Regions from separate parts of the Homo sapiens genome. Here region 1 is linked to region 2. Evidence: read pairs that join two places in POLR2A ChIA-PET (ENCODE). Cell type or tissue: GM12878. All regions are shown on one strand. Region 1 overlaps HIVEP1 (HIVEP zinc finger 1). Region 2 overlaps LOC124901260 (a long non-coding RNA gene).

The links. Peaks named below come from ENCODE experiments on the same cell type or tissue, not always from the same donor. Only the 100,000 strongest peaks of a DNase experiment are listed, where the experiment ranks them.
Region 1: POLR2A ChIA-PET joins it to region 2 with 5 read pairs; 5 of 35 experiments call an interaction of 5 or more read pairs at or near these places.

Annotation. Positions count from the first base shown.
Region 1 is chr6:12,153,400-12,158,399 of GRCh38, reverse strand. The region is part of intron 7 of HIVEP1 (HIVEP zinc finger 1); the gene reads right to left. Among named protein-coding and RNA genes, the nearest start is that of EDN1, 130 kb to the left of the region's middle. In GM12878, no CTCF peak of the experiment used is centred here; a DNase peak (open chromatin) is centred at 2,429.
Region 2 is chr6:12,244,330-12,249,329 of GRCh38, reverse strand. All of the region lies in intron 2 of LOC124901260 (a long non-coding RNA gene), which reads left to right. It also overlaps a transcript of EDN1 not described here. Among named protein-coding and RNA genes, the nearest start is that of EDN1, 44 kb to the left of the region's middle. In GM12878, no CTCF peak of the experiment used is centred here; no DNase peak of the experiment used is centred here.

The DNA of each region.
Region 1 (5,000 bases), 91 kb after region 2:
GTGATCCAACCCCCAGCCAAAACACAAGGTATCTCTACAGGAACATGAAGCCTTTCCTGCAGTGAGGATAGCTGCCAACAAATCTCTCAAACCTAGCAAACTCCTAACTAGATAAACTCTAACTCCCACACTAAAGGCCTCTAGGAAGGAGAGGCATGCACATTTCTAGGATACAAACAATTTCCATGGGTCTCTACTGTCTTACACAAGATGTACAGCTTTCAACACAAAATTACAAGGCATACAAGAAGGCAAGAAAAAAACATACTTCAGAGAGACAAAGCAATAATCAGAACCACAGTCAGATATGACACCTATGTTAGAAATGACTGAGAATTTAAAATAACTATGGTTCATATTTTGAAGGCTCTAAAGGGAAAGGTAGACAATAACAGATGGGACTTTCAGCTGAGTGCTGACAACTATTAAAAAGAATCCAATGAAAATGGTGCAAATAAAAAATATGGTAACAATATCAAGAAAACTGTTAAATCCAGAATTCTATGCCCATTGAAAATAATTTTCAAAGATGAAAGAGAAATACAGACTTTCTTAGAAAAACAAAAACTGAGGGGATTCATTGCCAGCTGCTTGACCTAGTGGACAATAAATGTTAAACGGAAGTTCCTCAGGCAGAAGGAACACAACATCAGATGGAGGCCCGGATCTACACAAACAAACAAAGAGCAGTGAAAATAGAATAAATGGGGACACAATTTTTTTTCTTATTTTTTAATTGCTCTAAAAGATACCTGAATGTGTAAAACAATGTACTGTGCGTTCACAGTAGATGTAAATGTAAAAAGGTATGGCCACAATAGCATAAAGCACGGAAAGAAGGAGCTGTGTATAAACTGCAGTAAAGTCTATAGGCTCCATGTAAAGCAATGTAATATTATCTGAAGGTAGATAAATACAATTTTTTAAAAGTATAAATAATAAGTCAGTAGAGGAAATAGAACAGAATCATAAAAAACACTCAGTTAATACTAGAGAAGGCATCAAAAGAAAACTGAAACCCAAAAATGAAACAAACAGAAAACGGTTGCCAATATGGTACATTTTAATCCAATTACACAAATAATAACATTAAAAGGGGTGGTCTAACACATAAATTAAAAGACAGAAATGACTAGGACTGAATAAAATGCAAGTCCCATGTATATACTGTATATAAGAAACGCATTTTAAATATTGATATAAAGACATAAGTAGGCTGAAAATAAAAGTTTGGGGAAAGATATACCATAAATCAATAACTAAAATACAGCTGCAGAAACTATACTAATATCAGACGAAGTGGACTTCAGAGCAAAGAATATTATGAAGGATAAACAGGAGCATTACATAATGATATAGGTCATCCCATGAACATAACAATCCTAAGTGTGTACGCAATAGAGCTTCGAAATAAAGGAGCGGAAACTGAAAAAAATAAATCCATAATCAGAGCTGAAGACTTCAATAATCCACTCTCGGTAATTAATGGGACACATAAATAGAAAATCAGGAAGAACATAAAAGACCCGCAAAACACTATCAAGACCTAATAGACATTTATAGAAATGTTCCACTCAACAGCAGAACATACTTTTTATATAAGGGTATGTGGAACATTCACCAGTACATACCATATTCTGAGCTACAAAATAAACCTCAACTATTTAAAATCAGTAGAAACCATACAGAGTGTGTTTTTACATGAAAACAGAATTAAACCAGAAATCAATTAATTGGAGGATATCTGAAAAACCATCAAATTATTGCAGAATTAAAGAACACATGCATGATACTGGTACAAGAACAGACACATAGATCAACGGAACAAAATAGAGAACTCAGAAATAAGACTGCACACCAGCAACCATCTGATCTTCAACAAACAAAAAGAAGTGATGGGGGGAAAGAGTCCCTATTTAATAAACGATGCTGGGAAAACTGGCTAGCCATATGCAGAAAACTGAAACTGGACCCCTTCTTTACAATATATATAAAAATTAACTCAAGATGGATTAAAGACTTAAATGTAAAATGAAAAACTATGAAAACCCTAGAAGAAAATCTAGGCAATATCATTCAGGATACAGTCACGGGCAAAGATTTTATGACGAAAACACCAAAAGGAAAAATTGACAAATGGGGTCTAATTAAACTGCAGAGCTTCTGCACAACAAAAGGAACTATCATCAGAGTGAACACACAACCTACAGAATGGGAGAAAATTTTCACAATCTATCCATCTGACAAAGGTCTAATGTCCAGAGTCTACAAGGAACTTAAACAAATTTATAAGAAAAAAAGTAACCCGATTAAAAAGCAGGCAAAGGACATGAATAGGCACTTCTCAAAAGAACACATACATGCAGCCAACAACATGAAGAAAAGCTCAACACCACTGATCATTAGAGAAATGCAAATCAAAACCACAATGAGATACCATCTCAGGCCAGTCAGAACGGCTATTATTAAAAAGTTAAAAAATAACAGATGCTGGAGAGGTTGCAGAGAAAAAGGAATGCTTTGACACTGCTAGTGGGAGTGTAAATTAGCTCAACCATTGTGGAAGACAGTGTGGTGATTCCTCAAAGACCTAGACCTCTGCAGAAATACCATCTGACCCAGCAATCACATTACTGGGTATATACCCAAAGGAACAGAAATCATTTTACTATAAAGATAACATGCATGCATATGTTCATTCGTAATAGCAAAGACATGGAATCAACCTGAATGCCCATCAATGATAGACTGGATAAGGAAAACGTGGTGCATGTACACCATAGAATACTCTGCAGTCATCAAAAAGAATGAGATCATGTCCTTTGCAGGGACATAGATGGATTTGGAAGCCATAATCCTCAGCAAACTAATGCAGGAAGAGAAAACCAAATACCGCATGTTTTCACTTATAAGTGGGAGCTGAATGACGAAAACACGAGGACACATTGGGGGGAACAATACTCACTGGGGCCTGTCTGTTGGGGGGTGATAGGGGTGTGGGGGAAGAACATCAGGAAGAAATGCTGGGCTTAATACTGAGATGATGAGATGGTTTGTGCAGCAAGCCACCATGGCACACGTTTACCTGTGCGACAAACCTGCACACCCTGCACATGTACCCCTGAACTTAGAAGTTGAAGAAAAAAAAGAACACATCTCTAAATATTCATTGGGTTAATGAGGAAGTCTCAAAACATGTCAAATATTTTCAACTGGATGAAAATTAAAACACAACATTCGAATTTTGTGGGATGTAACTAATGCAGTGGTCAGTGGGAAATTTATCGTATTCAAAACTTTCATTAGAAAAGAAGGTTCTCGGATAAATCTAAATTTTCAGTTTAAGAAATCAGAAAAAGAAGATCAAACTAAACTCAAAGCAAGGAGAGGGAAAAAATAATCAAAATAAGAACAGAAATGATGACATTGAAAAAAGAAAAATAGAGAAAGGCAAGGAAACCAAAAGCTGGGTTCTTAGAAAAATTCTCTGGTAACACTAGCCAAGAAAGAGAGAGAGAAGATACAAATTACCAACATTAGAAAAGAAAGGTGGGATAAACACACAATTTTTAAAAAATTTATTATACTTTAAGTTCAGGGATACATGTGGCAAATGTGCAGGTTTGTTACATACATGTGCCATGGAGGTATACATGTGCCAGGGAGGTTTGCTGCACCCATCAACCCGTCTTCTAGGTTTCAAGCCCCGTATGCATTAGGTATTTGTCCTAATGCTCTCCCTCCCCTTGTCCCCCACCCCCAACAGACCCTGGTGTGTGATGTTCCCCTCCTTGTGTCCATGTGATGAACATACAATTCTATGCATTTGTCAGAAACCACGTACTATACACCATAAAGTAAATTCTATTGTAAGTAAATAAAAACGGAATCAACTAGGATGTGAGGTGAACCTAAGAGGAATGCAAGCTGAGACAGACGGCTCTGACTGCAGCTGCATGGATGGCACAGCCACGCTAAGGGCATGGAAAGTAAGGTCCTGTCCTAGATAACCTTGGCAAAGAGGGTTTTGACTGGAGACTGTGAAGGCTAGAGACAAGAATGGCACACGCTGCACGTAATTTTAAATCTGTTTCTTACAGGAGTAAAGGTAAGGATTTCTGAAACTAGTTTATTTATATACTAGAACTGAGCAAATATGTAAACATACTGTAGGTGCGAACCAGGTTTCTCACTGTGGGTGAAGAAGAGAAGGAAATGGAGACGACTAGAATAAATTCAGTGGTGCTGGACTGGAAGTTATCAGTATGGATTCATATCTTCACTTGTATATATGGAATACACATGTACACTGCAACCTCCGCCTCCCAGCTTCAACTGATTCTCTTGCCTCAGCCTCCTGAGTAGCTGGGATCACAGGCATCCGCCACCATGCCTGGCTAATTTTTGCACTTTTAGTAGAGACGGGGTTTCACCATGTTGGTCAGGCGGGTCTTGAACACCTGACCTCAAGTGATCTACCTGCCTTGGCCTCCCAAAGTGCTGGGATTACAGGCGTGAGCCACTGCACCCAGCCCGCTCTAGGGTCTTTTACTCTACTGATACAGCTATTCTCTCACATAAGCTTGCACAACAAGCACCTCCCTATTAGCCCCATAGTCAAATCAAGACTTCTCACTAGTACCTTCTGTCTTCTGATTGTTTAATAGGACACTATCAATTCTTGAAATCAATTTCAACACTTCTACTGGTTAACTTGGAAGCACAGGAAATTTCACCCCAATTCACTCTAACCTAGATACACATTTTAAATTCTTAGAACCTAAAAGTGCTCTTATCTTGTATCTATTTTTTTTTTTTTTTTTTTTTTGCATTTCTTACTCTATTGTACATATGATGACTAAATGGCTCTATTCCGGTTGCAGCCATCTATAGCCTGGATCCTAAGTTAGCATCATTCTGTACAAACCAATACTATTTGATCATAATTCAAACAAGGACTAATTAAGGAGTTGACTTTTTCTCAGAGAATGATTTAAAAG
Region 2 (5,000 bases):
ATTTTTAGAGAGGAATCCCATAGTATTGCAAAACAAAGCAACAGTTGAATCTCACGTATTTTATTCATGGAGAAAAACTAAATGTCTCATCTTTCCATCTGACACACAGTATTCTAGATCCTTGCTACTCCAAGTACAGTTCATGGACCAGCAGCATTGATATGAGCTGAAACTTGTTAGAAATACAAAATCTGAGGCTCACCCGAAAACTCACTGGCTCTTAACAAGCTCTTCAGATGATTCATAGAAACACTAAAGTTTAAAAATGAATGTGATAGATTAACTTTGACTCATTTGTGTCTAACTTCTTCAACATTTGTGCTAAATAATTAGAAGATCATGGCTCCAAACTTGCAAAAATTAGAGGTTGAGGATCAAACCCAAAATTGCCAAACTCAGCCTTCACACTTGTTCTATCATCACATTGAATATACAGTTTTTTTCACTGTCCCAAATAATCATTTCCCTTTGCACGTATGCTATAATATCACTTAATATACCCAACTAGCAACAGTGGTGGTGTAAGAAAAATCAATGTATCCAAACTAACTTTAGAAACCTTGTTTTGTTAAAACCTGATGCAGAATGTCACCAGCCTTAATCACATGGTTTGCAAAAAGTCCACAAGCTAATTGACATAACCTACACCCTTTCACTCTCCTGAAGCTTAGTGTAATGTATCAAAATTATCTCAGGCAAGCCAGGTAAAAGAGTTGCTCATTGCAATCTTTGACTTGTCATTCAGTGGAGTGTGGCTATTCTTGTCTCCTCTCTTCCATCATGCTTAGTTCACAAGGATATTTAGACATATACATTCAGTCTGCTCATAGACTTCAATGTTCTTTGCATATAGGAGAATGTCAGAATCATGAATTTCAGGATAGCTACCCAGAAATGAGACAGAGGAGGTGAGGGTTGTATTAGTCAGCTTGGCCTGCCATAATAAATACCATAGGCTGGGTAGCTTAAGGCACAGACATTTATTTTCACACAGTTCTGGAAGCTAGAAGCTAGAAGTTTCAGACCAAGGTGGCCGATTCAGTTCCTGGTAAGAGCTCTCTCTTCATGGCTTGCAGACAGCCTCCTTCTTGCTCCATGTCAAGGCTGTGTATTAGAATTAATTGTTCTGCCACTATGCTTTTCCTATCTCTTTTCCTCCTTTTGTATAATCTTTTGCCTTTTCTTTCCCTCGATCTTGTTGTTTCTAGCTTTACTGTTCTCAGTTTAGACTTGTGAGGAATATCCATTGATATTTCCTTTGTGGAGCAGAAGACAAGAGTGGAGGGAGAAAGAGAGATCTAGTATCTCCTTTTCTTCTTATAAGGACACCAGCCTCATTGGATTAAGACCCTAACCTTATGACTTTATTTATCCTTTAACATCTCCTCACAGACTCTGTCTCCAAATACAGAGGCTAGGGTCCCAACACATGAATTTTAGGGGGATCTGTCTCAGTCTATAAGAAGGATGTAAATAGAAATCATCCATTAGAGCTGCGTGTGGTTGCTGACACCTGTAATCCCAGCACTTTGGGAGGCAAAAGCAGGTGGATCACCTGAGGTCAGGAGATTGAGACCAGCGTGGCCAACATGGTGAAATCCCATCTCTACTAAAAATACAAAAATTAGCCCGGCGTGGTGGCGCATGTCTGTAATCCCAGCTACTTAGGAGATTGAGGCATGAGAATCGCTTGAACCCAGGAGACAGAGTTTGCAGTGAGCTGAGATCACGCCACTGCACTCCAGCCTGGGTGAAGGAGTGAGACTGTCTCCAAAAAAAAAAAAAAAAAAAAAGAAAGAAAGAAAAAAAAAAAGAAATCATCCTTTAGAATACTTCTAAATTCTAAATGTCTTTCCTTTGCCAAATACTGGTATCTTCCATTGTCTCTTGTTTGATCTGGTCTAGAACTCCCTTGAAATTTCCGAGACCAGCAGGATTCTCAATGCCATCATCTGTATCATTCCATGTTATACAGAAACATGTTACTCATTTATAAGACCAGGGCTTCAAGGTACCCACATTCACCCTCCAGCACCAACATTTACACACCAAGGTTCACTTAGCGCAAACTTCTAGTTAGTGGGTCAGATCCACACAGGAATTGGAATCACAGAAACCAAGTAGATGCTGTGGCCTGGAAAGAGATCCCCAGCCACCTGTGGCATGGCAGGAGCCAGCCTGTTTACACAGCCGACATGACAAGACACAACCCAAGGCCTAGAGCACTGCAGGCTAGTAGCATCATCTATGAAAAATGTCATAAAAACATGTGTGTAGTGATTTCATAGTTTACAAAATATTTCCAAATATAGTCATCAATTCAACAAATGTTTATTGGGCACCTTCTATGCACTAGCTGGTGTTCTAGGTACTGTAATGAAAGTAAGTACATATGTTCAATAGTGCTACATAATAACAATTGATTCTTACAAGGGTCTCAAAAAGCAATCAATATACAGATTATTATCTCCAGTTTGAGATGGAAAACTGAGGTGGAGATAGGTTAGTGATGTGACTGGACTAACGGATGAGAGTGTTACTGGGACTTAGGCCTTCTGGCCTATGATCCAGGGTTCTTTCCTCTCCAAGAGTTTACATCACTTTTCATCCCAAAGGCTCACAAGTCTAAACTGAGAACAATAAAGCTAGAAACAACAAGATCGAGGGAGAAAAAAAAAGGCAAACGATTATACAAAAGGAGGAAAAGAGAAAGGAAGAGCAGATAGTGGCAGAACAATTAATTCTAATACACAGCCTTGACATTTACACTAACCCCAAGCAGCAGGGTTACAGATACTGCTTGTGTGTGCACGCCCAGGATCTTGCCAGTGGCTCTCAGGAGAGGGACTTTTGAACTGATTGATATTCTTGGCACAGAAAGACAATGTCATTGCAACTCCTAGGCAAATTGCTGTCTGGGAAAATGGTTTTTCACCCAGGCAAGTTTTCTCAAATGTTAAGAAGTGATTGCCTCTGAGCTATGTTAAGAAGTGATTGCATCTGAGCTGCATGTGGTCTTGTTATCTCTTGGGCCCTAAGAGGCGGGCTGTGGAAGGAAGCCTCTCAGATGCTGCCCCTTGCCCACCAGGTGGCTTGAGTCAGGCAAACCACTCAGAAACACTTCCCTGCACCTTCCATTTAAATCGTGTGCTACAATCTAAAGGGCAGAGGAGGACATGATGGAAATTATTAAAGGAAGAGGCTGAGAGCATTTTCAAGAGCCATATGAGTAGGAAGAGGGAGGAAAGCAGCTGTTCTTCTCTACACACCATAGAGGTATATGCAATTTCTTTAAGGATCTTCTCTGCCTTTGTGGGGTAAAATATGGGTCATGTAAATACAACATTGTTATGGCAATTACTCACTGACGACACACAGAGGAGATTCTGTTACCTATAAACAGCTAGTAAATATGGGCATGACATTTTAAACAGTTTTCTGCTTTAACAAGACAAGAGGATGATACTTCCCATCTCTTTAGCTGATTGTCCCTCCCCACCCACAGCCTCTTTCCCTTCAACACTTTCTGCCTAAATCTCCAAATAATCACCCCACTCACTCACACCAGGCCAGTGGCTGGCAGGCTCCTTGGCCAAGTTTACTATCTGGTTCCAAAGGGGAAGGAAAAATGCATTTGTTCTTTCAGAATGAGAGCTCCCAGAACATCAGGGGTGGAGGGCTTGGTCATCTGAGGGTGTTTCTATAATCTGGAATCCTAAATTTAGCAAGGGACATAGCCCAGGCTAAGAGAATGTCTTCCTTCCTATGAACTTCCACCCATCAGCAGAAGTGGAAGCTGGAAAAGCTCACAGAGGTCACTCTTTCCCCCCAGGTTTTCAGTTACTTGGAACACTCCACTTTAGGGATTTCCAAAGTCACTGGGCTCATTGGAATATTCTCTTTTTATTGACATGAAACGTGTTTGCTGAGTCTGGCTGGCCAAGTGATTCCACAGGGTGAAAAAGAAAAGGCATTGAAATATTCATCAGGAGAGCTACCCAGTTCCACCGCCAGTTTCCTAGGCAATGGTGGGTGAATCTAGTCATTTTTTTCTCAGTTTCCTCATCTCTAAAACAGAGATGATATCAAGTCCTATGTACCCATATCACAGAGACATGTTAAAATAAAATAATACGTGATAAATGTTTAGGAAAAAAGCTGCTGAAAATGCATTCAAAGTGGAGTTTGTAGCCACTTATTATAATTATTGCCACTTCTTACATTCTGAAATATTTTCAGGGTAGAATTTTTTAAAAGACATTTTGTGACTTCTTTACACTAATAATTATGGGTGATATTGATAAGACAGTTCTCGTACATTGATCTTAAACTCAGTTATCACAATCTTTTGTAACATTTTGCTCTTGGCTTATTTGTTCCTGATAGGGTAGAAGTTGCAGGAAAAGTTGATTAATTAAAAGCCATATTGTTGTAAATTTCATCTGTGTGGGGTCAATGAGTCTTGTAATTTAATGTTAGAATACCCTAGAGCAGCGGCTCTCAAAGTGTGGTCTGTGGACCCCTGGGCTTCTCTAAGATCCTTTTGCAGGAGCATAAGATCAAAACTATTTTTTAAATAATATTAAGACGTTATTTGCCTTCTTTACCATGTTGACATTTGTAGTAATTGTGAGCATGAAGCACTTACAGTATACTCTAATACTTACACACTTGCTATGAGTTGTAGGCTGAAATAGCCTATTTTTGCATGGAAGCATTTTTTCCCTAAAAGACAACTGACTGCAAACTATTGTTATTCAGCCTTGGCTATTTGACAAACTTTTTCTTGAGACTAAATAGAGAGCCTGTCACTTCAAGGAAAATAACAAACATTATTCGTTGCTGAAAATAACATTTGAACCTTCAAGCAAAACTTTGAATTTTGGTAAACTTGTACCTGCTTGTGTAAACCAGACAGCTTCCCAATGCCTCAAAGACTTTTCTAATGAGATCAGTGATAGTAACAAATGTGATTTTTCAAAATATTGTATAGCCAACAT